2 separate regions of the Homo sapiens genome follow, and region 1 is linked to region 2. A link is an interaction called in ENCODE POLR2A ChIA-PET data of the cell type or tissue named here. Cell type or tissue: PC-9. All regions are shown on one strand. Each heading gives the region's core, and the rest is flanking DNA. Links, peaks and the distances in the headings are about the cores only.

Region 1 (12,844 bases), core at 1,891-9,890, 460 kb before region 2:
ATGCCTACAACTCAACATTTAAAAGAAAAATAACCCAATTTTTAAAATGGTGAAAGACTTGAATAGACATTTTTCCAAAGAAGATATACAAATGGTCAGTAAGCGCATGAAAAGTTGCTCAACATCATTGGCCATCAGGGAAATGCAAATCAAAACCACAGTGAGATATCACTTTAACGCTCAGTAGAATGGCTATAAGCAAAAAGCTACATAACAACAAATGTTGCCAAGGATGTGGAGAAATTGGAACCCTCTACACTGCTGATGGGAATGTAAAATAATGCAGCCACTTTGAAAAGCCACCTGTCAGCTCTTCAAAAAGTTAAACATATAGAGTTACCATATGACCCAGATATATACGCAAAAGAATTGAAAACAGGTACTCAAACCAATACTTGTACACAAATGTTCATAGCAACACTATTCACAATAGCCAAAATGTGGAAACAACCCAAATGTCTATTGACTGATAAATGGAGAAAGAAAATGTCGTATGTCTATACCGTGGAATATTAATCAGTCACAAAAAGGATGAACCTTGTAAATATTTTGCTAAGTGAAAGAAGCCAGACACAAAAGATCACACGCTGCATGACTCTATTTATATAAAATATCCAGAATGGGTAAATCCATAGCAACAGAAAGCAAATTATAAATTGTTAGGGACTGGCCAGGTGCAGTGGCTCATGCCTGTAATCCCAGCACTTTGGGAGGCCAAGGCGGGTGGATCACTTGAGGTCGGGAGGTCAAGACCAGCCTGGTCAACATGATGAAAACCAGTCTCTACTAAAAGTACAAAAATTAGCCGGGCATGGTGGTGCATTCCTGTAATCCCAGCTACTTGGGAGGCTGAGGCACAAGAATCGCTTGAACCTAGGAGGTGGAGGTTGCAGTGAGCTGAGAACACGTTACTGCACTGCACTCCAGCCTGGGCAACAGAGCAAGACTCTGTCTCAAAAAAAAAAATTCTTCAGGACTGGAGAGAAGAAAATGTGACTGCATAATGGATGTGTGCATAATGGATGTGTGGTTTTTGTTTGGGGTAATGAAAATGTTTTGGAGCTTGATGAAGGTGATGGTTGCACAACATTGTGAATGCACTAAATGTCATTAAATTGTACACTTTTGTTAATTTTCTTATGTGAATTTCACTTTCAATAAAAAATGAAGGCTGGTCATGGTGGCTCATGCCTGTAATCCCAGCACTTTGGGAGGCCAAGGAAGGAGGATTGCTTGAGCCCAGGAGTTCAAGACCGGCCTGGGCAACATACCGAGACCCTATCTCTACAAAAAAAATTAATAAAAATTTTAAAAAGGAATGAAGTAGATATGTGCTACAACACGGATAAACCTTGAAAACATGCTATGTGAAAGAAGACAATCACAAAAAGTCACATATGATTCCATTTTTATAAAATGTCCAGAATGGTCAAATATATAGAGACAGACAAGATTAGTGGTTGCTTAGGGAAGGAGAGAGAAGAATGATATGGGCACCTGGGATGATAGCTAAAGGTTACAGAGTTTCTCTTTGAGGTGATGAAAATGTTCAAAACTGATTGTGGTAATGGTTGCATAAGTCTGAGAGTATACTTAAAACCACTGGATTGTACCATTTAAATGGGCGAATTGTATGATATGTGGATTATATTGCAAGAAAACTGTTTCAAAAAGGCCAGTATTGCATCAAATTGCATTTGGGTAATAGAAATATAACCCACAATCTCACCAATTTATCCTAACAGCTACATCATTTTGTTTAATCTCTTCTTGTGTTTGCCTGGGTGTGTATATCCATCATGCATAGGGTAGTGTTATTATCTGCTTTTTTACAGACAGACAAACTGAGACCCAGAGACGGCACTGTGTCTAAGAGCAACAGAAAAAGTGGTTTGAGCAGTGTGCTCTTGATGACAGTGTTGCTGTGTTAAACGAATTAATACATGAAAGGACTTGGAATACTGCTTGACATATCGTAAGTGCTCAAAAATGTTAGCTATTATTAGTAGACCACATGAAAGACTTTTAGAAATAACTGTATTGTGCTTATTCCCATTTTTGGCTTGGCTCACGTTATTCCCCCACCTAGATGGTTGCCTTTTGTTTGCTGCCTATTGAAATTGTTCCCTTGTTCAAGGCCCTGCTCAAATCTCCTCTTTCATGAAGCTGCTGACCTCTTCTTTCTGTGTGGTATTGTGCTCACAACATTGGCACACTTTAGCAGTCTCATGTTCTCATTGTTTTGTTGTTATTGGTCTTGTTTCTGTGACCAGCTCTTCTGCTCTATTAGAAATATTAGAAATATATTGTTGGCCAGGCACGGTGGCTCACGCCTGTAGTCCCAGCATTTTGGGAGGCCAAGGTGGGCGGATCACAACGTCAGGATTGAGACCATCCTGGCCAACATGGTGAAACCCCCGTCTCTACTAAAAATACAAAAATTAGCTGGTGGTGTGGTGGCACATGCCTGTAGTCCCAGCTACTTGGGAGGCTGAGGCAGGAGAATTGCTTGAACCTGGGAGGTGGAGGTTGCAGTGAGCTGAGATCGCGCCACTGCACTCCAGCCTTGCAACAGAGCGAGACTCAAAAATAAATATTTTTTTGGCTGGGAGTGGTGGCTCACACCTGTAATCCCAGCACTTTGGGAGGCCGAGAAGGTGGGCAGATCACCTGAGGTCAGGAGTTCGAGACCAGCCTGGCCAACATGGTGAAACTCCGTCTCTACTAAAAATACAAAAATTAGCTAGGTGTGGTGGCACGCGCCTGTAATCCCAGCTACTCAGGAAGCTGAAGCACGAAAATCTCCTGAACTCGGGAAGGCGGAGGTTGCAGACTTTAGTTCATTTTTGAATGGCAGATATAACTGTTGGTTGTTTTAATCATGGCACTTTTATGTGTCTAATATATTTGCCCAAATTTAAAAAAATTAAGAGAAAGAAATGTAGGCAACTGTCAGAATTAGTATATATCACGAACAAGTACTTGAAGGGATCTCTCAAGTGTATTCATTTTTAGCCATGATTAGTCATATAATACCATAAGTATATGTAGTTATATACCAAGGGAAGAAAGCTGACTCTTCCCAGTAAGTGATGGAACTGAGTACTTTTAAATGACATCTAGTTTTGTCCAATGAATAAGAGTTAATGCCTCTCTGACAGTGGCTCTGGATTTGGGCCTAATGACAGCATTTTTTAGAGGTAACCAGGTGACTCTGTTGTGCAGACAGGTTGAAAACTATACTGTTATGTGACATGATAATCGTTAAAAGACCAACACTGTAAGCCACAGCTAGAAATGTGTTCAGGAGCATAAAAAAATCAGGAAAGCATAGATTCTTTATACCAGAGCACTATCATTAGGTGGTGCTAAAAGTGCAGGAAAACCACATTAAGCTCTAAGTTTGGCCTGCCTCAGCCCACGTGTATATCATTTGTAGAAGGAAACAGAATACTGGGAAATAGCTGATAAGAGAAATTATAGCTAAAATACGTAGGGAATTATAGAAAGCAAATATGAAAAGGGAAAGAAAGCAGAAAAAGAACAAAGAAAACCACTTACAAGATGGAGTTTAAATCTGATGCTCTTCAGTGCCAGAATTGCCTGTTTTCAGAGTCATGCTTTTGTATATTAATAACACAGGTTCTCTAAGCATTTAGAAGTCTCTTATAGTTCTGAAAATTGAGAAAGGAAAAAAGTTTAAAGAGTCTAAAAAAATCAAGGTTGGGCGCATTGCCTCAGGCCTGTAATCCCAGCACTCTGGGAGGCCGAGGCGGGCGGATCACCTGAGGTCAGGAGTTCGAGACCAGCCTGGCCAACATGGTGAAACCTGTCTCTACCAAAACTACAAAAATTAGCTGGGCATGGTGGCACATGCCTGTAGTCCCAGCTACTCGGGAGACTATGGCAGGAGAATCACTTGAACCTGGAAGGTGGAGGTTGCAGTGAGCCAAGATCGCACCACTGTACTCCAGCCTGGGCAACAGAGCGAGACTCGTCTGAAAAAAAAAAAAAGAAAAAAGAATCTAAACAAATCAATATAAGTGATGGCAGCCAAGCGCAGTGGCTCACGCCTGTAATCCTAGCAGTTTGGGAGGCCGAGGTGGGTGGACCACGAGGTCAGGAGTTCAAGACCAGCCTAACATGGTGAAACCCTGTCTCTACTAAAAATACAAAAATTAGCTGGGCATGGTGGCATGCGCCTGTAATCCCAGCTACTCAGGAGTCTGAGGCAGGAGAATCACTTGAACCCGGGAGGCAGAGGTTGCAGTGAGCCGAGATGGTGCCACTGCACTCCAGCCTGGGCGACAGAGCGAGACTATGTCTCAAAAAAAAAAAAAGATGATGGCAAGCAAACTGATGCAAACTCTTAAAGAATACTGAGGCTAGGCTGGGCGTGGGGGCTCATGCCTGTAATCCCAGCACTTTGGGAGGCCGAGGTGGGTGGATCACGAGGTCAGGAGTTCAAGACCAGCCTGGCCAAGATGGTGAAACCCTGCACCTACTAAAAATAAAAAAAATTAGCCAGGCGTGATGGCAGGTGCCTGTAATCCCAGCTACTTGGGAGGCTGAGGCAGAGAATTGCTTGAACTTGGGAGGCGAAGGTTGCAGTGAGCCGAGATCACGCCACTGCACTCCAGCCTGTGCGACAGAATGAGACTGTCTCCAAAACAACAACAACAACAACAACGATAATAATAATAATAATAATAATGAGGCTCACACCTGTAATCCCAACACTTTGGGAGACCAAGGTAGGAAGATCGCTTGAGAATGTGAGACAAGCCTAGGAAAACATAGTGAGACTCCATTTCTACAAAAAAAAAATTAGCGGGGCATGGTGGTGTATGCCTGTAGTCCCAGCTACTCAGGAGGCTGAGGTGGGAGGCTCACTTAAGCCCAAGAGGTCAAGGCTGTAGTGAGTGATAATCATGCCACTGTATTCCAGTCTCCAGTCTGGGCAACAGAACGAGACCCTGTCTAAATAATAATAATAATAATAATAATGAAATGTTTCTCCTTTTAGTAAATATTTTTAAGTTGGCAAAACGACATCTCCTAAATATGTAAATTAAGGTATAGAGTACATAGCCTGCTAAACTCTGCACACTGTCTTTACTGTAGTTATCTGAAGAACTACCACCCTTTTTCTTCCTATCCAGGTGAGGCAGAGACACAAAGATATGGAAGAACATTGGACAGATTTACATCGATATATTAATTAAGGTGATTTCAGAGTTGGAGCAGGAGAGGAAGCCTTATAGATATTTTTTTTTCTTTTTGCTTGCTTGTATTTTCTTTTTAATTATTATTCAGTATTTCAAGTAGACAGAAAAGTACAGAGGATAATACAACAAATATCCAGGTACCCACCACCCAGCATTTTTACATAGTAGCATTTGATGTTTTGAAATAAGACATAAAACATTCCAAATACCCTATCACCGAGGATCCTGCATCCTCTTCTTTTCCCAGAAGTGAACATTTCTCTGAATTTGATGCTTATTATGCCCATGCATGTTGTTATACTTTTACTACATATTTTATGTAGCTACAGCATAATATGCTATGTTTACTTTATATAGTGACCTCATACTATACATATCCTCATGCAATTTTTTAGACTCTGTTTGAGAATTATATATTTTGATTCAGGTAGCTTAAGTTTATTTTAGCTACTCAGTAGTAATGTATTCTATTAATCTACTAATATATATTTCTTGTCTATGGACATTGAGGTTATTTTCAGTTTTTTCTTTAATGTTGTAGCAAAAACTTTCACTCATTTTTCTTGTGCCTACATGGGTATACACATTGTGAACTTGACTAAACATTTGCAAAAAGTTTTCTCCGGCGTTGTACCAGCTTAGGCTCACAAGCAGCATATGAAAGTCCCAGTTGTTCTGTTTCCTCACCAAAAATCGGGGTTATATCAGTCAGAATAACTAAATTATGCTACAGTAACACAATCACAAAAATCTCAGTGTCTTAATTCAACGGTCTATTTCTTCTTCATGAAGTTTTGTTATCATAGTCACTCAGGGACCAGGGCTGATGGAGCTTCCATCCTGACACCTGCTTCAATGAAGTAGGGGAAAAAACTGACTAAAGGGCTCAAATTTGGCTCTTCCCAATTTCTGCACACAAGTGACGATATCAATTCTGCTCACAATTAGTTGGCTCACACTTGTTTTAACAAGTCTTGTGACCACATCTAACTTCAAAGAGTTCCCACTCCTACCTTTAGGATCTGAATGTCTGTGAATGATGACTGCAGGTACTGATAAACAATACTTTTTCTAGTGCAGTGAGTATGAAATAGTCTCTTTATTTTTATTTATATGTCCTGATTATTTATGAGGTTGAACATACATTCATTAAGTTTGTTGGTCACTTATGTTTTCTTTTTTGAAAATTACCTGCTTATATCCTTTGCCCATTGTCTTAGTCCATTTATGCTGCTATAACAGAATACCCCAGAGTGGGTAACTTATAAAGAACAGAAATGTATTTCTCACAGCTCTGGAGGCTGGGAAGTCTAAGCTCAAGTAACTGGCATTTGGTCTGGTGAGGGCCTTCCTGCTGTGTCCTCACAGGGCAAAAGATGGAAAGGCAAGCTAGGTAAATGCTGCATGGAGCCCTTTTCCTTCTTTCCTTCTTTCCTTCCTTCCTTTTTCTTTCTCTTTCTCTCCCTCCTTCCTTCCTTCTCTCCTTCCTTCCTTCCTTCGTTCCTTCCTTCCTCCTTCCCTCCCTCCTCCCTCCCTTCCTTCTCTTTTTTCTTTCTCTCTTTTTCTTTCTTTTCTTCTTTCCTCTCTTTCTTTCCCTTTCCTTTCCCTTCCTTTCCTTTTCCCTTTCCTTTTCTTTCGTTTTTGACAGAGTCGTACTCTGTCGCCCAGGCTGGAGTGCAGTGATGTGATCATGGCTTACTGCAGCCTTGATCTTATCTGGCTCAGGTGATCCTCCCACCTCAGCCTCCCAAATAGTTGGGACTACAGGTGCACACCACCACATTCAGCTGATTATTTTTTTCTATTTTTTATTTTTTATTTTTTTGTAGAGACAAGGTTTTGCAATGTTGTCCAGGCTGGTCTCAAACTCCTGGGCTCAAGTGATCAGCTCACCTCAGCCACTCAAAAGTATTGGGATTACAGGTGTGAGCCACCACAGCTAGCCCTTTTGCCCTTTTTTTTTTTGAGATGGAGTCTCGCTCTGTCACCCAGGCTGGAGTGCAGTGGTGCGATCTTGGATCACCGCAAGCTCCGCCTCCTGGGTTCACGCCATTCTCCTGCCTCAGCCTCCTGAGTAGCTGGGACTACAGGCACCCGCCACCACGCCCAGCTAATATTTTGTATTTTTAGTAGAGACGGGGTTTCACCGTGTTAGCCAGGATGGTCTCGATCTCCTGACCTCGTGATCCACCCGCCTCGACCTCCCAAAGTGCTGGGATTACAGGCGTGAGCCACCGCGCCCAGCCTAATGCTCATATATTATTTATCTTTTGGCCCAGTAATGCAACTTCTAGGAATTTACTATGAAGATACAACTTGACAAATATAAAACAATACAAGCATAAGACTACTCATTGTAGAGTTATTTATACACAATAGCAATAATGTGGAAACAACTCAAATGTCCATCAGCAAGAGACTGGGTTGAATAATAGGACATCAGCACTCTGGAGTATTGCACAGCTATTAAAAAAACAAGGACAGGCTTTGCACAGTGGCTCACTCCTGTCATGCCAGCACTTTGGGAGGCTGAGGTGGGAGGAAAGCTTGAGCCCAGGAGTTCAAGACCAGCCTGGGCAACATAGTGAGATGTCATCTCTACAAAAAATAAAATTACCTGGGTATGGTGGCACATCCTGTGGTCCCAGCTACTTAGGAGGCTGAGGTGGGAGGACTGCTTGAGCCCAGGAGGTTGAGGCTGTAGTGAGGTGAGATCATGCCACTCAACCTGGGTGACAGAACAAGACCCTCAAAAAAAAAAAAAAAAAAACAGAGCAAGGACAATGATGATTTCTGTGAATTGATATGGAAAGAAAGAACTATATAGAGCAAGATAATTTTGTTCAAGAAATACAAACAAGACTCTAATAGATTCTCTTTAACAGTACAGTCCATTTACTATTTCAGTTAACAGTATGTTTACATTAGTCCAAAAACAAATATATGTATTTATTTTTGCAAAAAGAAACAGAGATGTAGCTGGGCATGATGGCTCACGCCTGTAATCCCAGCATTTTGGGAGGCCGAGGTGGACGAATCACGAGGTCAGGAGTTCGAGACCAGCCTGGCCAACATGGTGAAACCCCGTCTCTACTAACAATACAAAAAATTAGCTGGGCATAGTGGTGGGTGACTGTAATCCCAGCTACTCAGGAAGTTGAGGCAGGAGAATTGCTTGAACCTGGGAGGCGGAGGTTGCAGTAAGCTGAGATTGCTCCACTGCACTCCAGCCCAGGCGACAGAGTGAGACTGCATCTAAAAAAAAAAAAAAGAAAAAGAAACAGAGATGTACCAAAAATAATGAACTAGGTTATCTCTGGGGGACAGAGGAAGGAATAGGTGGAAGGGATAGAGCTGAGGAAGCTAGACTTTTCTAAGCATAACTTTTTACATAGTTTTGACTTAAAAAAATTTTAACTTTGAAATTATAGATTAAAACCAGGTGTGGTGGCTCATGCCTGTAATCCCAGCACCTTGGGAGGCCGAGGTGGGCAGATAGCTTAACTCAGGAGTTCAAGACCAGCCTAGGCAACATGGCAAAATCCCATCTCTACAAAAAATACAAAAATTAGCCAGGCGTGGTGTTGTATGCCTGTAGTTTCAGCTACTTAGGGGGCTGAGGCAGAAGGATCCCTTGAAACAGGGAGGTCAAGGCTGCAATGAGCAGAGATCGTACCACTGCACTCCAGGCTGGGCAACAGAGTGAGATCCTGTCTCAAAACAAACAAAAACAAAAAAATGTGACTTGCAAAATAATGCATTGGAGTTACTGCTCTCTTAATACAAATGCTTTGAATTGTGTCTCTGCTTGTCACCCCTGGCCTCTTTTACACCCTGGGGCAATGTGCCATTGTTAGACAAGGAGGATATGTATACCTTCCTTTTGGAAAAAGGATGACTGTAAAAGCAGAAATAAGAAAAGAGAAGCTGTGCCCACAACACTAACATGCTTTTAGGCAAGTCAATTTTAGGAAAGAGTTTATATGAAACTGAAGATCTGGGAATTGATCCCTTAAGAACAAAGTCTGAGTACCCTTTGAAGTCCACTGGTATACCCGTGCCTTTTTGCCTACTCCTTTTTATTCTTACAACCTACTCCAATTGCACCTCTGTCTCCACAACTCAATTGAACATACTTTACAAAGGCCATCAATGACATGCACATTGCTAAACATACACAAAAAATCATGAGCAAGTAGTTACAAGCTTTAGGACAGATATAAAAAGAAATTCTAACGCAGAAATTTTATCCAAAGTTTCATCCATTTTATAATCAATATTAGTAAAAAAGACCAAGACACATGGGCTGGGTGCGGTGGCTCATGCCTGTAATTACAGCACTTTGGGAGGCCGAGGTGGGTGGATCACCTGAGGTCAGGAATTTGAGACCAGCCTGGCCAACAGGGTGAGACCCCATCTCTACTTAAAACACAAAAATTAGCAGGGCATGGTGGTGCACACCTGTTGTCCCAGCTACTTGGGAGGCTGAGACAGGAGAATCTCTTGAACCTGGGAGGCGGAGGTTGCAGCGAGCCAAGATCACGCCACTGCACTCCAGCCTGGGTGACAGACTGAGACTCTGTCAAAAACAAAAACAAAACAAAACAAAAAGACTTAAGACATGGAGTACATTAGTTTAGGGACAGGTCTCCTGATCTAGCCGGCTCCAAGCAGGAGTGAGATAGTTGTGCAGGGGTGCATTTAAGCAAACCTGGCTGGTCCATTTTCTGAACTAGCCAGTCCACTAGAATTTTGATGAAGCATCTCATCAGGTATGGACATGTTGACTAAGAGTCAACTCTGTAAAATGTTTGAAGAGATTTATTCTGAGCCAAATATGAGTGATTATGACCCGTGACACGGCCCTCAGGAGGTCCTGAGAACATGTGCCCAAGGTGTTCGGGGCACAGCTTGGTTTTATACATTTTAGGGAGGCATGAGACATCAATGAAATACGTTTAAGAAATAACATTGGTTTGGTTCAGAAAGATGGAGCAACTCAAAGCAGGGATTTCCAGGCTATAGGTAAAGGTAAACATTTTCTTTTTTTTTTCTGTGATGGAGTCTCACTTTGTTGCCCAAGCTGGAGTGCAGTGGCACGATCTCTGCTTACTGCAACCTCTGCCCGCCGGGTTCAAGCAATTCTCCTTCCTCAGCTTCCCAAGTAGCTGGGACTACAGGTGCATGCCACTACGCCCGGCTAAATTTTTGTATTTTAGTAGAGACGGGGTTTCACCATGTTGCCCAGGCTGGTCTCGAACTCCTGAGGTCAGGCAATCTGCCCGCCTTGGTCTTCCAAAGTGCTGGGATTAGAGGCATGAGACACTGTGCCCAGCCAATTTAAACATTTTCTAATTGACAAATGGTTGAGTTCACAATTGTCTGAAGACCTGGGATCAATAGGAAGCACATGTTCAGGTTAAGATAAAAGATTATAATACTTCAAAAGGTTCTTTTGAAGTCTTATAATGGCTACCCTTAGAGATGATAGATGACAAATGTTTCCTATTCAGACCTTTAAAACAATGCTAGACTCTCAGTCTCTTCAGGATTGGGAGGGCCTGGAAGAAAAAGATCTAGCTGTGTTAATAGAGATTCTTTACAGATGCATATTTTCCCCCACAAAGCACAGCTTTGCAGGACCATTTCAAAATATGGCAAAGAAACATGTTTTGGGGTAAAATATTTTGACTTTCTTCTTTGTCACATGTCATGCCAGAGTCAGACTGGAAAGCAAGTCACCATATATAGGGTTAAATAAAACTCATCTGATGAGAATTTATGGTTTGTTGGGCATGACTCCCCAGGCCCCTTAGATAGGAATTTGGGCCAGATTAAAAAAAAAAAAAAAAATCAAAGCTTAGTCCTGAGGCAGCTTCTGAAATGGTGGGAAAAAATGTGAGTTTTGAGGAAACATTTGGTTCAGCCATTGTTCTTAAGAGATACTGACATTTCAACCTACTATAAAGAGGGAAATTTAAAGTATTAAAGTATTAATGAGTTGGTAGGACCCGCTTTTCTTTTTTTTTTTTTTTTTAATTCACTGGCCCCGAAAGAAACTTCTCTGTCAGGCCACAATATAACCAGATACCAGACACACGAGATGTTTTGGAGGGAGGGTGGTGGAGCCAAGATTGCAGCTCCTTATTGAGGAAAACAGTCCTCAGAGATCCAGAGTCATTTCTCCTGTGTTCAGCTTGAAAACCTTGGGCAACTTCTGGAGATTTCAACGTCTCACAGAGTGCGGAAACATGACTGGCGCAGCATCCTTTCCGGAATTGGTGATGTCCTTCCTGTAAGGGTTGATTTTCCATCTCATCAACCAAATCGGGAAAGCCGCAGCATCCTTTTCTCCAAGAATGACAGGTGGTTTATCTCAGGCTTTTCTGTCCCGGCGCCTTTCTCTCCAATGCAGTCTATGGAATATATATATAGAGAGAGAGCGTGAGAGAGAGAGAGACGGAGTCTCGCTCTGTCGCCCAGGCTGAAGTGCAGTAGCGCGATCTTGGCTCACTGCAAGCTCCGCCTCCCGGGTTCACGCCGTTCTCCTGCCTCAGCCTCTCGAGTAGCTGAGACTACAGGCGCCCGCCACCACGCCCAGCTAATTTTTTTGTATTTTTAGGAGAGATGGGGTTTCACCGTGTTAGCCAGGATGGTCTCGATCTGCTGACCTCGTGATCCGCCCGTCTCGGCCTCCCACAGTGCTGGGATTACAGGCATGAACCACCGCGTCCGGCCTGGAATATTTTAAAATATGCAGATTATTAACCCCGACACTTTTGAAAGTCCTTTGTAACCAACTTCCTCCTCAATATAAAATATTAATGTAATTTGGCCGGGTGAGGTGGCTCACGCCTGTAATTCTAGCACTTTGGGAGGCCGAGGCGGGTGGACTGCCTGAGCTCAGGAGTTTGAGACCAGCCTGGGCAACACGGTGAAACTCCGTTTCTACTAAAATACAAAAAATTAGCCGGGTGTGGTGGCGCGCGCCTGTAATCCCAGCTACTCAGGAGGCTGAGGCAGGAGAATTGCTGGAGTCCGGGAGGCGGAGGTGCAGTGAGCCGAGATCGCGCCACTGCACTGCAGCCTGGGGAACAGGGCGAGAATCCGACTCTTTAAAAAAAGAGAAAAAAATTTAAGTAATTTAATTTTTTATTTTTTTCCGCCCCCGCCGTCCCGCCCCTAGCATTAATTTTTAAAACTCGCTTTAGACACCGTTTGGAGGGGGCCAGGTGCTGAATACCTGCTGATGTAATGCAGTGATTTTTTGTTTGAGGGCCACAGGAAGACCCCTTGTGGCTGTTGTACTGGCATTCCCTCTTCATAGCAGGGATGGTGCCTCTGGACATTTTCCGACAGCAGGGATCGTTGGGTGAGGTTAGCAGCGCCAGCCCGGGTTAGCGGAAGCAGCCTTCAGGTCTCCTAGGAGAGCAGGTTTATGAGCATGCGCAGCGGATTTTCCGTTAGGGAAGCCGATGGGGCGCGGCTCCTTGGAGCATGCGCACACAAACTTTCCGCTAGGAATCAAGCGAGCATGCGCACACAGATGTTAGGGTTCGGGCGAGCTATTTGGAGCCTGCGCAGTCAGATCCGAGGACATGTTGACGTCGTCCGAG
Region 2 (12,844 bases), core at 3,081-11,080:
ACTTGTTCTGTCACCCAGACTGGAGTGCAGTGGCACAATCAGAGCTTACTGCAACCTCCACCTCTTGGGCTCAAGTGATCCCCCCACCTGAGTCTCCTGAGTAAATGGGACTACAGGTGTGCACCACTACGCCTGGATAATTTTTCTTGCTTTTGTAGAGACAGGGTCTTGCCATGTTGTGTGGGCTGATCTCTAACTCCCAGGCTTAAGCAATCCCCCTGCCTCAGCTTCCCAAAGTACTGGGATTACAAGCTTGAGCCACTGTACCTGGCCAAGGATGTATTTTTAAGTGAAAAAAGATGCAAAGTTCAAAACTTTTTAAGATGGTACGTTCTGTGTAAAAATGAGGAGAATTTTGCTTACATCTGCATAAGGAACTGCGGAAGCACACTCCAGAGAAACAAGGTAGAGTGCGAAATAGTGGGAAATCTTATGTTGTTTTTTTTTTTCTTTTTTGAGACAGAGTCACCCTCTGTCACCCAGGCAGGAGTGCAGTGGCACGATCTTGGCTCACTGCAACGTCTTCTTCCGGGGTTCAAGTGATTCTCCTGCCTCAGCCTCCTGAGTAGCTGGGACTACAGGTGCCTGCCACCATGCCGGGCTAATTTTTTGTATTTTAGTAGACACAGGGTCTCACCATGTTGGCCGGGCTGGTCTCAAACTCCTGAGCTCAAGCGATCTGAACATCTTGGCCTCCCAAAGTGCTGGGATTATAGGCCTGGCTGGAAATTTATGTATTCTATTTTTACTTTTTAAGATGGAGTCTTGCTCTGTTGCCCAGGCTGGAGTGCAGTGGCATGATCTCGGCTCACTGCAACCTCCGCCTCCCAGGTTCAAGCAATTCTTGGGTCTCAGCCTCCCCAGTAGCTAGGATTACAGGCATGCGCCACCACACCCAGCTAATTTTTGTATTTTTAGTAGAGACGGGGTTTTACCATGTTGGCCAGGCTGGTCTCGAACTCCTGACCTCAAGTGATCCACCCTCCTCGGCCTGCCACAGTGCTGGGATTACAGGCATGAGCCACCATGCCTGGCCTTATGTATTTTAGATTGTGAATGTATTATACTGGATGAAAAAAATTACTAGAGAAACTCTACAAATACAAGATTGAGGGGGACATCAAGGAATGACTGCTTAAAAAATAGCTGAGCATCGTGGTACACACCTGTAATTCCAGCTACTTGGGAGGCTGAGGCAGGAGGATCGCTTGAGCCAATGAGTTTGACGCTGCAGTGAGCTATGATAGTGCCTCTGCACTCCAGCCTGGTTGACAGAGCGGGACCTCATTTCTTAAAAAAAAAAAAAAAAAAATAGGCCAGGCGCGGTGGCTCACGCCTGTAATCCCAGCACTCTGGGAGGCCGAGGCGGGCAGATCACGAGGTCAGGAGATCGAGACCATCCTGCTAACATGGTAAAACCCCATCTCTACTAAAAATACAAAAAATTAGCCAGGCTTGGTGGCGGGCACCTGTAGTCCCAGCTATTCTGGAGGCTGAGGGAGGAAAATGTCATGAACCCGGGAGGCAGATCTTGCAGTGAGCCTAGATCATGCCACTGCACTCCAGCCTGGGTGACAGAGCGAGCGAGACTCCGTCTCAAAAAAAAAAAAAATAAAATAAAATAAATAAATAAATAAATAAAAATAAGCAACAAAAAAAATGAGTACCAGGATTCCAGTTGGGGTGATAAAAAAATTTCTGGAACTAGATAGTGATGGTTGGACAACATTGTATTTAAAGCCACTGAGCTGTACACTTTAAAATGGTAATCTGTATTTTATGTACATTTTGCCACAATAATAATAATAAAAATAATAACTAAAAATAAGTGCACAAAGGGCCGGGAACGGTGGTTCATACCTGTAATTCCAGCACTTTTAGAGGCCAAGGCAGGCAGATCACCTGAGGCCAGGAGCTCAATACCAGGCTGGCCAACATGGTGAAACACTGTCTCTGCTAAAAATACAAAAAATTAGCCAGGCCTGGTGGTGCATGCTTGTGATCCCAGCTACGTGGGAGGCTGAGGCATGAGAATCACTTGAGCTTGGGAGGCAGAGGTTGCAGCGAGCAGAGATCACGCCATTGACTCCAGCTTGGGCGACAGAGGGACACGCTGCCTCAAAAAACGATAAAAAATAATAATAAAAATAAGAGCACCAAACATACATACACATACACAAATATAGATTTGTTATCTTCAGACAGAAAGAATCCATCCTAGCCTAATCTATTATTTTGTAAATATCTCACTAATAGATTAAGGTGTGTCCACAAATCTCTTAAGCGAGCAGACAGGTTAAATTAGCTAGTATAGATAAAACTTAGTATTAGAAACATTCACAAGGGCTGGGCATGGTGGCTGACACCTATAATCCCAGCACTTTGGGAGGCTGAGGCAAGCAAATGGCTTAAGCCCAGGAGGTCTGAGGCTGCAGTGAGCCACTGCACTCTAGCCTGGGCAATAAATGGAGAGCCTGCTTTATCCGCCACTCCCCAACCCCCACAAAAGGAAAAAAAAAAAAAATCCACAGGTATATGACAAATGCAAACAGAAGTTTCAAGGTTTATAAAGAACCTTAAAAAAAAGAAAAGACTACGAAAGAGTCAGAATTTACCAGTTCTATTTGTACAGAAGAGGAAAGAAGTCATCGAAATGGAAATAGATCATGGCTGGGTCTGGTAGCTCACACCTGTAATCTCAGTACTTTGGGAGGCTAAGGCAGGTGGATGACTTGAGGCCAGGAGTTTGAGACCATGTTGGCCAACATGGCGAAATCTTGTCTCTACTAAAAATTAAAAAAACAAAAATAGATCCTGGTAGAAAAAGATAAAATAGTAGGCTATATTTATGTGACAGGACAGTTTTTTGTGATGTTAATTTATTAATTGTAGCAGTGTGTTTTGCTCACTACAGTATTTCTCAGCCCCCACACAACCCCGCTCGCCCCACTCTACACAGGTCCTTTGTGTCTAGGTCTTTTGTAATTCCCTTCCTAGGAATTTTGCAAGAGGGAAAGCCAATAGCCGCTTAAAGCCAAACGCTCTTCCGGTCTTTTGTAAAAGTGTTAAAACCAGTGGAGAAAGGGAGGGAAGAAAGAGAGAGCTATCTGCCTGGGAGAGGAATGAAGTGGGAGTGGGGAAGACAAGGAAGGGTCCTGGAGTCTCATGAACTTTATTACTATTTTGGGGACCCAGGGAGGGGTAAAGACTTTAGAGTGGATGCTGGTGTTTAGGACCTCAAGGTGTTCTGCTTGGGCAAAAATGCCCACACCCCATGGAATAGAGTACTATTGCATGGTAGGGGACCACATGGCCTAAGGCCGGGATTTTTGGGCATTACAGGCTAGAAATGTGAGCTCTTCTGGTATCCCAGGTACCACATAGGCTGCCCTCAACAGTGATTGATTATTACATTCCTATCACTTTAGTTGAATGGAAGCCCAAATTTGGGAATAAAAGTAATATTTTCTTATTTTACATATGTGCTAATATTCATACTCAATATATTAGCTTCCTATGAATATCTTTTTGGAAATTTGATTGTAGTAGGCAGAATAATGGCCTCCCAAAGATGTTCCTAGAATCTGTAGATATGCTGCTTTACATGGTGTTATAAATAAAGTTTCGGTGCCACAAAAGAAATAGCACTCGAATATAAAATTTTATTTTTAATTCTTAGCAAGGCAATGTACTTCTATAGAAGGGTGCGCCCTTACAGATGGAGCAATGGTGAGTGCACACTTGGACAAGGGAGGGGAAGGGGTTCTTATCCCTGACGCATGTGGCCCCTGCTGCTGCGTCATTCCCCTATTCGCCAGGGTTAGACTGCACAGGCTAAACTAATTCCGATTGGCTAATTTAAAGAGAGTGACAGGTTGAGTGGTTTGGTGGGAAAAATTGTTATGGCAGAGCAGGAAATTGGAATGAGTCAGGGTGGAGAATGAGTCAGGGTGGAGAATGAGTCAGGGCGGAGCAGGTAATCAGAAGAGTCAGGGTGGAGCAGGTAATCGAAAAAGGTTGCTTCACAAGGAAGTTAAGTTTAAAAGTAGAAGGCAAAGAATTGAACATACTGACATATTAATTCTTTGAAGAGAAATTTAGAACTCATATCTAACAATGGTAAAGAGACTTTACAGATGGCATTAAGAACCTTCATGGTCTTAATGGGGAGATATAGTTCAAAGGGTACAAAGCTACAGTTATGTGGGATGATAAATCTAGAGATCTAATATACAGCATGAAGACTGTAATAAATAATATTGTATACTGGAAGGCTGGTAAGCAATAGATTTTAGGTGACCTTACCACAAAAAAAAAGGTAAGTATGTGAGATGACGAATATGTTCATCAGCTTGACTATTGTTATCACTTTATTATGTATATGTATATTGAAACATCATGTTGTACATCATAAATACATACAACAAAAATAAATATTAACGGCCGGGTGTGGTGGCTCATCCCAGCACTTTGGGAGGCTGAGTGGGCAGGATCACTTGAGCTCAGGAAGTTCAAGACCAGTCTGGGCAACATAGTGAAATCTTGTCTCTACTAAACATTTTTAAAATTAGCTGAGTGTGTTGATGTGTGCCTGTAGTCCCAGCTATTCTGAAGGTTGAGGAGGAAGGAATGCTTGAGAGCCCAGGAAATCGAGGTTGCAGTGAACTATGATGATGCCATTACACTCCAGCCTAGACAACAGAGCCAGACTCTGCCTTTCCGCCCCCTCCCCCTCCCCTGCAAAATGTATATACAAACAAAAACAGGCTAGGTACGGTAGCTTATGCCCATAATCCCAGCGCTTTGGGAGGCAGAGGTGAGTGGATCATCTGACGTCAGGAGTTCAAGACCAGCCTGGCCAACATGGTGAAACCCCGACTCTACTAAAAATACAAAAAAGTTAGCTGGGTGCAGTGATGCGCACCTGTAATCCCACCTACTCGGGAGGCTGAGGCATGAGAATTGCTTGAACCCAGGAGGTGGAGGTTGCAGTGGGCTGAGATCGTGCCATTGCATGCCAGTCTGGGTAACAAAGTGAGACTCCGTCTCAAGAAACAAAAACAAAGCAAAATAATAAGTAAGAGCAGTGGCTTAAGCCTGTAGTTCCAGCTACTTGGGAGGTTGAAGCAGAAGGATCCCTTGAGGCCAGGAGTTTGAGACTGGCCTGGGCAACGTAATGAGACTGTCTCTAAAAAAAAAAAAATTAAAATTAATAAATAAAGGCAAGTGTGTGTGTGTGTATTCATATATATATGATTCATATATGTGTGGATTCATATATATGTATATCTATCTATCTATCTATCTATCTATATATATATACACACACACATATATATATGAATTCAAGATGGGTAGGGGGTTATCCTATATCATTCCAATAAGAATAATTTAATAACAAGGGTTTTGTTTGTCTGTTTGTTTTAAGACAGGGTCTTGTTCTGTCGCCCAGGCTGGAGTTCAGTGGCATGATCTTGGCTCACTGAAACCTCTGCCTCCCGGGTTCAAGCAATTCTCCTACCTCAGCCTCCCAAGTAGCTGGGACTACAGGCGTGTGCCACCACACCCAGCTAATTTTTGTATTTTTAGTAGAGACGTGGTTTCACCATGTTGGCCAGGATGGTCTTGAACTCCTGAACTCAAGTAATCCACCCGCCTCGGCCTCCCAAAATGCTGGGATTGCAGGTGTGAGCCACCGCACCTGGCCATAACAAGGGTTTTTAAAAGCAGATGAATTAAGGAAAAGTGGAGATCGGACAGATGTGATATATAATAAGAAGGACTCAAGGCTGGCTTTGAAGATAGGGGAAGAGGCCATGAGCTAGGGAGTGTGAGGGCCTGAGAAGCTGGGAAATGAAAGAAGCTGAGAGCCTCCAGAAAGGAACACAACCCTACCAACATCTTGATTTTAGTCCAGTGAGAATAAAATCAGACTTCTAACCTACATGGCTGTAAAAGAGTAAATTTACCCAGGCTTGCGAGGTCTGAGGAAAACAAGAAGAAAAAAAAGTAAATTTGTTCGTTGTTAGCCACTAAGGTTATAGTAATTTGTTACAGCAGCAATAGATCATGAGCACATGGTTATGGAGCCAATTCCTTTCTATCTTCTTGTCTCTGCTCACTAGAAATGTCTTTATCCGTAATTTGGTTTTCATTAGAAGGATAGTAGCGTATATAAATGGCCACTCCCACTGCAAAATAAGAACACATTCTGGTTTGTAAATCATCCTTGGGAGGTTTTGGTTAACATGATTCAGTCCCTTAAGTCTGAGCATGGTGTCATTTCTGGAAATTTTAAGATGCCACTCAGGTAATGGGAATGTACCAAATTGAATTTCTGACCCTACCTGGTGGTACATTGACCCATCTTGTGAAGATCAGCTAGCTGGTTCGTTCCACCTTCAGCGATGACATTTTCTACTTGCAAATACCAAATGCCAGATGAACACATGTAAAGGATGTTAACAATACAAGCCAGAAAAATAATAAGGGCCAAAAAAAGTGCAGAGTAAAAGCTATTCAGAAAAATTTGAAGGAGAGCTCTCAAAGTCTTCTGATAGGGAGGACCTGAGAAGATTGCAAGGGAAGGAGGACTTAAATTAGGCATTTATACGAGTAAAACACCAGAGGCAAATGCAGTTAAGGCAGAAGAGATTAATAAAAGATTGAAAGGGCAGATTGAAATTATCTTCTGTGGGAATGTGATGGTTGAGGAATTTGGATTGGGCAACCAGGAGCTAACAAAGGTTTTAGGGAAGGATCACGATGAAAAGTTTGGGGAGATATTCACCTAGATCTGTGGGTTCTGTGAACTAGGCTAGCACTTAAATACAGTCTGAATTCAAACATGAAATGCAAAAAGACAACAGGGATTATCTGGGAGAATGAAGGACATGCTTTTGGTCTTTATTGCTCAAACCATGTCATGGCTAGATGTTCCTCTCAATTTGTGTTGAATAGATAGGATTTCTGTCACATTAGAGTATGAAGAGCATGAGAGTAAACAGTGCCCTCTGAAAAGGAAAATCTTTTAGCTTGAGCAAATTTATTTTTATTATTTATTTATTTTTTGAGACAGAGTCTCACTTTGCCACCCAGGCTGGAGTGCGATGGCATGATCTCAGCTCACTACAACCGCTGCCTCCCAGGTTCAAGCCATTCCCCTGCCTCAGCCTCCCGAGTAGCTGGGACTACTGAAGTGCACTACCATGTCTGGCTAATTTTCGTATTTTTAGTAGAGACAGGATTTTGCCATGTTGGCCAGGCTGGTCTCGAACTCCTGACCTCAGGTGATCCACCCACCTCGGCCTCCCAAAATGCTGGGATTACAGATGTGAGCCACCACACCCAGAATTTTTTTTTTAATTTAAAGGTTAAGGATGCACCGTGACATAGTCTCAGGAGGTCCTGATGACCTGTGCTGAGCCAATTTTAAAAGGAGCTCAAATTCTGAGGCCTGCAGGTTTACTTATTCCAGTGCTTCAGAGGCTAAAGTCCCTCTGGATTCTTAGCTGCATACAAATATTTATTTTGAAATTGAGCAAATTTGTAGAAAAATCTTGTGCCGAGTACTAGTCTCTAAATTATTTATGACTCCAAATTTTCTGCCAGTCTTGACTGTGGTCTGACCATAGATTTTATTTTATTTACTCGTTATTTATTTATTTATTTTTTGGAGACAGAGTTTCGCTCTTGTTGCCCAGGTTGGAGTGCAATGGTGCAATCTCGGCTCACTGCAACCTCTACCTCCCAGGTTTAAGTGATTCTCCTGCCTCAGCCTCCCGAGTAGCTGGGATTATAGGCATGTGCCACCACACCTAGCTAATTTTTTTTTTTTTTTTTTTTTTTTTTGAGACAGAGTCTCGCTCTGTCACCCAGGCTGGAGTGCTGTGGCATGATCTCAGCTCACTGCAAGCTCCTTCTCCCGGGTTCACGCCATTCTCCTGCCTTAGCCTCCCAAGTAGCTGGGACTACAGGCACCCGCCACCATGCCCAGCTAATTTTTTTTTGTATTTTTAGTAGAGACGGGGTTTCATCGTGTTAGCCAGGATGGTCTCGATCTCCTGACCTCGTGATTTGCCTGCCTCAGCCTCTCAAAGTGCTGGGATTACAGGCGTGAGCCACCGCATCTGGCCAATTTTTTTTTTTTTTTTTTTGAGACAGAGTCTCACTCTTTAACCAGGCTGGAGTGCAGTGGCACGATCTTGGCTTACTGCAACCTCTGCCTCCCGGGTTCAAGTGATTCTCCTGCCTCAGCCTCCCGAGTATCTGGGACTACAGGGCACACCACCACACCCAGCTAATTTTTGTATTTTTAGTAGAGACGGGGTTTTGGGCAGGATGGTCTCGATCTCTTGACCTCCTGATCTGCCTCGGCCTCCCAAAGTGCTGGGATTACAGGCGTGAGCCACCGCACCCGGTCAGCTAATTTTTGTATTATTAGTAGAGACAGGATTTCACCATGTTGGCCAGGCTGGTCTCGAACTCCTGACCTCAGGTGATCCACCACCTCTGCCTCCCAAAGTGTTGGGATTACAGGCATAAGCCACCGTGCCCGACCAAAATTTCTATGTATTAAGATAATACATGTACTTAAAAAAAATAGATATGTACTGTCCCACAGATCTGAGGCACCACAGTTTGCTTAGTTATCCCTTATTGTAGGCCATTTTGTTTGTTGGTTCATTCATTCATTAGTGGTAAAACTACCCAGGCTTTGTGCTCATTCTCAGCATGTGGACATAAGTTATAGCTCTTGCTGTCAAGGAATATATAGTCTAGGAGAGACAGATGTGGAAAACAAGTATAGTACAGTTATATATAATCAAGATGAACCTCAGTGTTCCAGGAATATCTACCATGCTCCAGTTCTTCCTGAGAGATTACACATTCCCCACCTCACTGACAATGGCAGTGAGCCCGGGACTAGGTTCCTTTCCCAGGGGGCTGTGAGCATCAAGGCTATGGGGAGGAGCACTGGCACTGTTAGGCAGAGGCTGCATTTGACACTTCTGGAGGGTAACCAAGGGTGATGGGTGCCAAATCTCCTACGACCAGGGGTCTCCTATTGCACTGACACTGCTGCAACTCAGTTTCAGCCGGAATTTGGCTGACTAGTGAATAGGCGCTGAGTTCTGAGATGGAGGTTCTAGTAATCCCCTAGGCCAGCCTCCAGTCAGCTGTGAAGGTGGTGGGGAGAAAAGGAGGCCAGATCATGCCAGGCCCAAACAGGGCTGTCAAGGGCAACAGGAGATATGGTATGGCAGGCATGATAGATACCTTCTGGGTATCTGAGTGATGAATAGATGGAGGTGGGAATGAAGGTGGATTTTGGTATTTTCTTAGAATGAAAGACAGCTGAGAATCTGCACATATAGGGTTGCCTAAAATACAAGACACTTGGTTATATTTTAATTCTAGGTAAACAACAAATTTTTTCTTAGGCTGGGTGCAGTGGCTCATGCCTGTAATCCCAGCAACTTTGGGAGGCTAAGGTGGGTAAATCACCTGAGGAAAGGAGTTTGAGACCAGCCTGGCCAACATAGTGAAACTCTGTCTCTACTAAACATACAAAAATTAGCTGGGCATGGTGGCAAGCGCCTGTAACCACAGCTACTGGGGAGGCTGAGGCAGGAGAATCACTTGAACCTGGGAGGTGGAGGTAGCAGTGAGCTGAGATTGAGCCATTGCACTCCAGCCTGGGTGACAGGAGCGAAATTTCATCTTGGAAAAAAAAAAGAAGAAAATATTATGTATTTAATGGCATTGTATGGTACCCATTGTTTTTTCATTTTACAATATATCCTGAATATTTTCTGGGTTACTCACCAGTCTACTCATATCTTAATGGCTACATGTTACATTGATGCACTGAAATAAAAAAAATCTCCCTTATAGAATAGTTGTTTCTTCTTCGTGGAGTTTTAAGATACAAATTAATCACACAATACTTAGAGGTGATCTATATTTACTAAAATCCCATTTAAAAAATTTCAAAAGCAGTATTTTGAAAAATAGGATAAAATAATCTTATTGCCCTAACACAATTCTCTGGCAATGTAGCTCTCTCTCTCTCTCTCTCTCTCTCTCTCTCTCTCTGTGTGTGTGTGTGTGTGTGTGTGTGTGTGTGTGTGTGTGTATTTAGGTTAGCTCTAGTTGCTAATGCAGTTGAATTATGTTACCTGGATACCTCTTGGAGAACCTGAGGTCATTTTGGCCTGATGCATTAATATTTAACAAGCCTGTGATTGATGGATTGATGCTAGCAAAATTAATTCAATCCACCTAGGTTTCTATCTGTTGGTAAAACAACAAGGCCATCCAGGGGTTAGAAAGCAAAGACTTCTGGGAGGAAACGATTGAAAGTGGTTGTGACCTCTAGAATCTGGAATTGGGTACCAGCTCCTCCATTGACCTTCTTTCACCTTTGTTCTCAGAAAAATGTCTCTTGATTGGCTGCTGATGGATTGGGTTGCCTCCATCCCTTATCTTTAACTAAAGTCTTGAACTCTCAGTAAATTAATAGACTGGCAGAGAAAACCCCTTTTTAGTTAAGAAGTACTGTAGTGTGAAAACTCTGGTCTTAGATATGGTGTTTAGTATGCATTGCAGATAATTAGTGTATCAGATATATGGATTGACTGAATATTCTGCTGAATTGACTAAATTGGTCTGTGTCATTCCCCAGTGACGTGGGGCCACCGTTCCTCTCTCACCTCTTTGCCTTTGGGTTCTGTTAAAGGAGGGTATTCTGGCATCATTCCCCATGCCACAGATGGGTGGGTTTGCAATCCATGGATCTCTTTTTGACGTAAAAAACATCAGCTCTGGTGCTTGCTTTGGCAGCACATATACTAAAATTGGAACGATACAAAGAAGATTAGCATGGCCCCTGCACAAGGATGACATGCAAATTCATGAAGCATTCCATATTTTTCCAATTAAAAACAACCGGCTGGGCGCGGTGGCTCATGCCTATAATCCTAACACTTTTGAAGGCCAAGATGGGCAGATCACTTGAGGCCAGGAGTTCAAGACTAGCCTGGCCAACATGGTGAAACCCCATCTTTACTAAAAATACAAAAAAAAAAAAAAAAAATTAGCCAGTCGTGGTGGTGGGTGCCTGTAATCCCAGCTACTTGGGAGGCTGAAGCAGGAGGATCACACCACTGCACTCCAGCCTGGGCAACAGAAGGAGACTCCATCTAAAAAAAAAAAAAATTAAAACAAACAAACCATATTAACTCTGGGATGTGGGCCACACCTTAATTGACATCAGCCACATGATTTTGTTCCCAGAAAGATGGTTCAGAACAGAGATATTGGCCAGGCATGGTGGCATATGCCTGTAATCCTATCACTTTGTGGGGCCAAGGCAGGTAGATGACTTGAGCCCAGGAGTTCAAGAACAGCCGGGCAACATGGCAAAACCCCGTCTCTAATAAAAATACAAAAAATTAGCCGGGTGTAGTGGTGTGTGCCTGTATTCCCAAATACTTGGGAAGCTGAAGTGGGAGGATCACTTGATCTTGAGGAGGCGGAGGTTGCAGTGAGCTGAGATCATGCCACTGCACTCCAGCCTGGGTGACAGAGTGAGACCTTGTCTCAGAAAAAAAAAAAAAAAAGAAGTCTTGGAAAAGCTAACATGAGAAAGTGTTAATGGGAGGACATGTGTAAACATAGTCAATCAATAATCCTTCCACAATATTTGATATGTCTAATCCTTACTAAAATATCATGAACCAATTGTAAATCTACATTTTAAGAAAGATTTGGAGAGCTCAGAGAAGCCAGAATGATTGAACAGGTGCTATATTGGTATATGAGAGAAGGTTAAAGGTTGGGGTTATTCCACTGGTAAAAGGGAAGGCTGGGAGCCGGGGGGGTGGCGGGGGAGCGGGTGGTGGTCACAAATGACTTCAAGCATTTGGAAGGTTAAAATAAGGCCCCTAACCGCTTTTTGTTTGTTTTTTAGAGACAGGGTTTCACTGTGTTGCCCAGGCTGGAATGCAGTGGCTATTCACAGGCATGGTCATAGAGCATAGCCCCAAATTCCTGGGCCCAAGCAATCCTTCTGCCTTAGCCTTCCAAAGTTTTTGCTGGGATTAAAGGTGTGAGCCACTGAGCCCAGCCTAATGTTATGAATTTCTTGGGTTTCTTTTCAGAGATAGCCTATCAATATACAAGCAAATATATATTTTTTTCTTTCCCTCTCCTCTTACCCCCTACCTCCCACCTGTTTTTTACACAGTTGCTTGCCTTTTACACTTTCCAATGTATCATGGCAATTTTCCCTGTCAGTATAAATATCTTCCTTTTAAAGGACTGACTAGTATTCCATTGTACAGTGGAGCATAATTTATTTCACGGGCCTCCTTCTGATGGACATGTGAGTCTAACCTTTTGTTAATACAAAAAAGATTGCTATTAATATTCTTGAAGACACATAATTTTCCACATATGTATATATGAATAGGATAAATATCTAGTTACAATGTTGAGTCAAAGGGTATGTCTATATGTCATTTAAAAAATGATTTGTTTTACATTGTGGTAAAAAAACACATATCATAAAATTTACTATCTTAACTTTTTTTACACGTACAGTTAGTATTAAGTGCACTATTATTGCAAATGTACATATATCATTTTGACAAACAATGCCAAATTGCCCTCCATGGTGACTGTACCTATTTATCTGTTTACTAACATCATATGAGAGACGGCCCCTCATGTAGATAGTATTGAAAAGTAGAGCACCTGTGATAACTAGGAGGTGATATAGCAGAGAAGAAGAGACACAGCTTCTGGAATCTAATCCTAGATCTGATGATGACCAGCTGTG

The links. ChIA-PET counts read pairs that join two places held together with the same protein. Peaks named below come from ENCODE experiments on the same cell type or tissue, not always from the same donor. Only the 100,000 strongest peaks of a DNase experiment are listed, where the experiment ranks them.
Region 1: POLR2A ChIA-PET joins it to region 2 with 10 read pairs; 2 of 35 experiments call an interaction of 5 or more read pairs at or near these places.

The regions. Positions count from the first base shown.
Region 1 is chr2:61,132,302-61,145,145 of GRCh38, forward strand. C2orf74-DT (C2orf74 divergent transcript) reads right to left here and starts at 12,674. Exons shown (of 2, transcript NR_036496.1): 1 at 12,472-12,674; 2 at 9,291-11,644. It overlaps LOC105374759 (a long non-coding RNA gene), which reads right to left and starts at 7,883. Exons shown (of 3, transcript XR_940137.1): 1 at 7,846-7,883; 2 at 3,562-3,674. It also overlaps a transcript of SANBR not described here and a transcript of C2orf74 not described here. RefSeq lists enhancers at 11,887-12,808, 12,503-12,844. In PC-9, for the core only: a CTCF peak has its summit at 3,392; no DNase peak of the experiment used is centred there.
Region 2 is chr2:61,594,787-61,607,630 of GRCh38, forward strand. It overlaps the pseudogene RNU6-1145P. Among named protein-coding and RNA genes, the nearest start is that of XPO1, 63 kb to the left of the region's middle. RefSeq lists enhancers at 1,913-2,477, 3,042-3,607. In PC-9, for the core only: no CTCF peak of the experiment used is centred there; a DNase peak (open chromatin) is centred at 3,995; H3K27ac peaks cover 1,106 bases.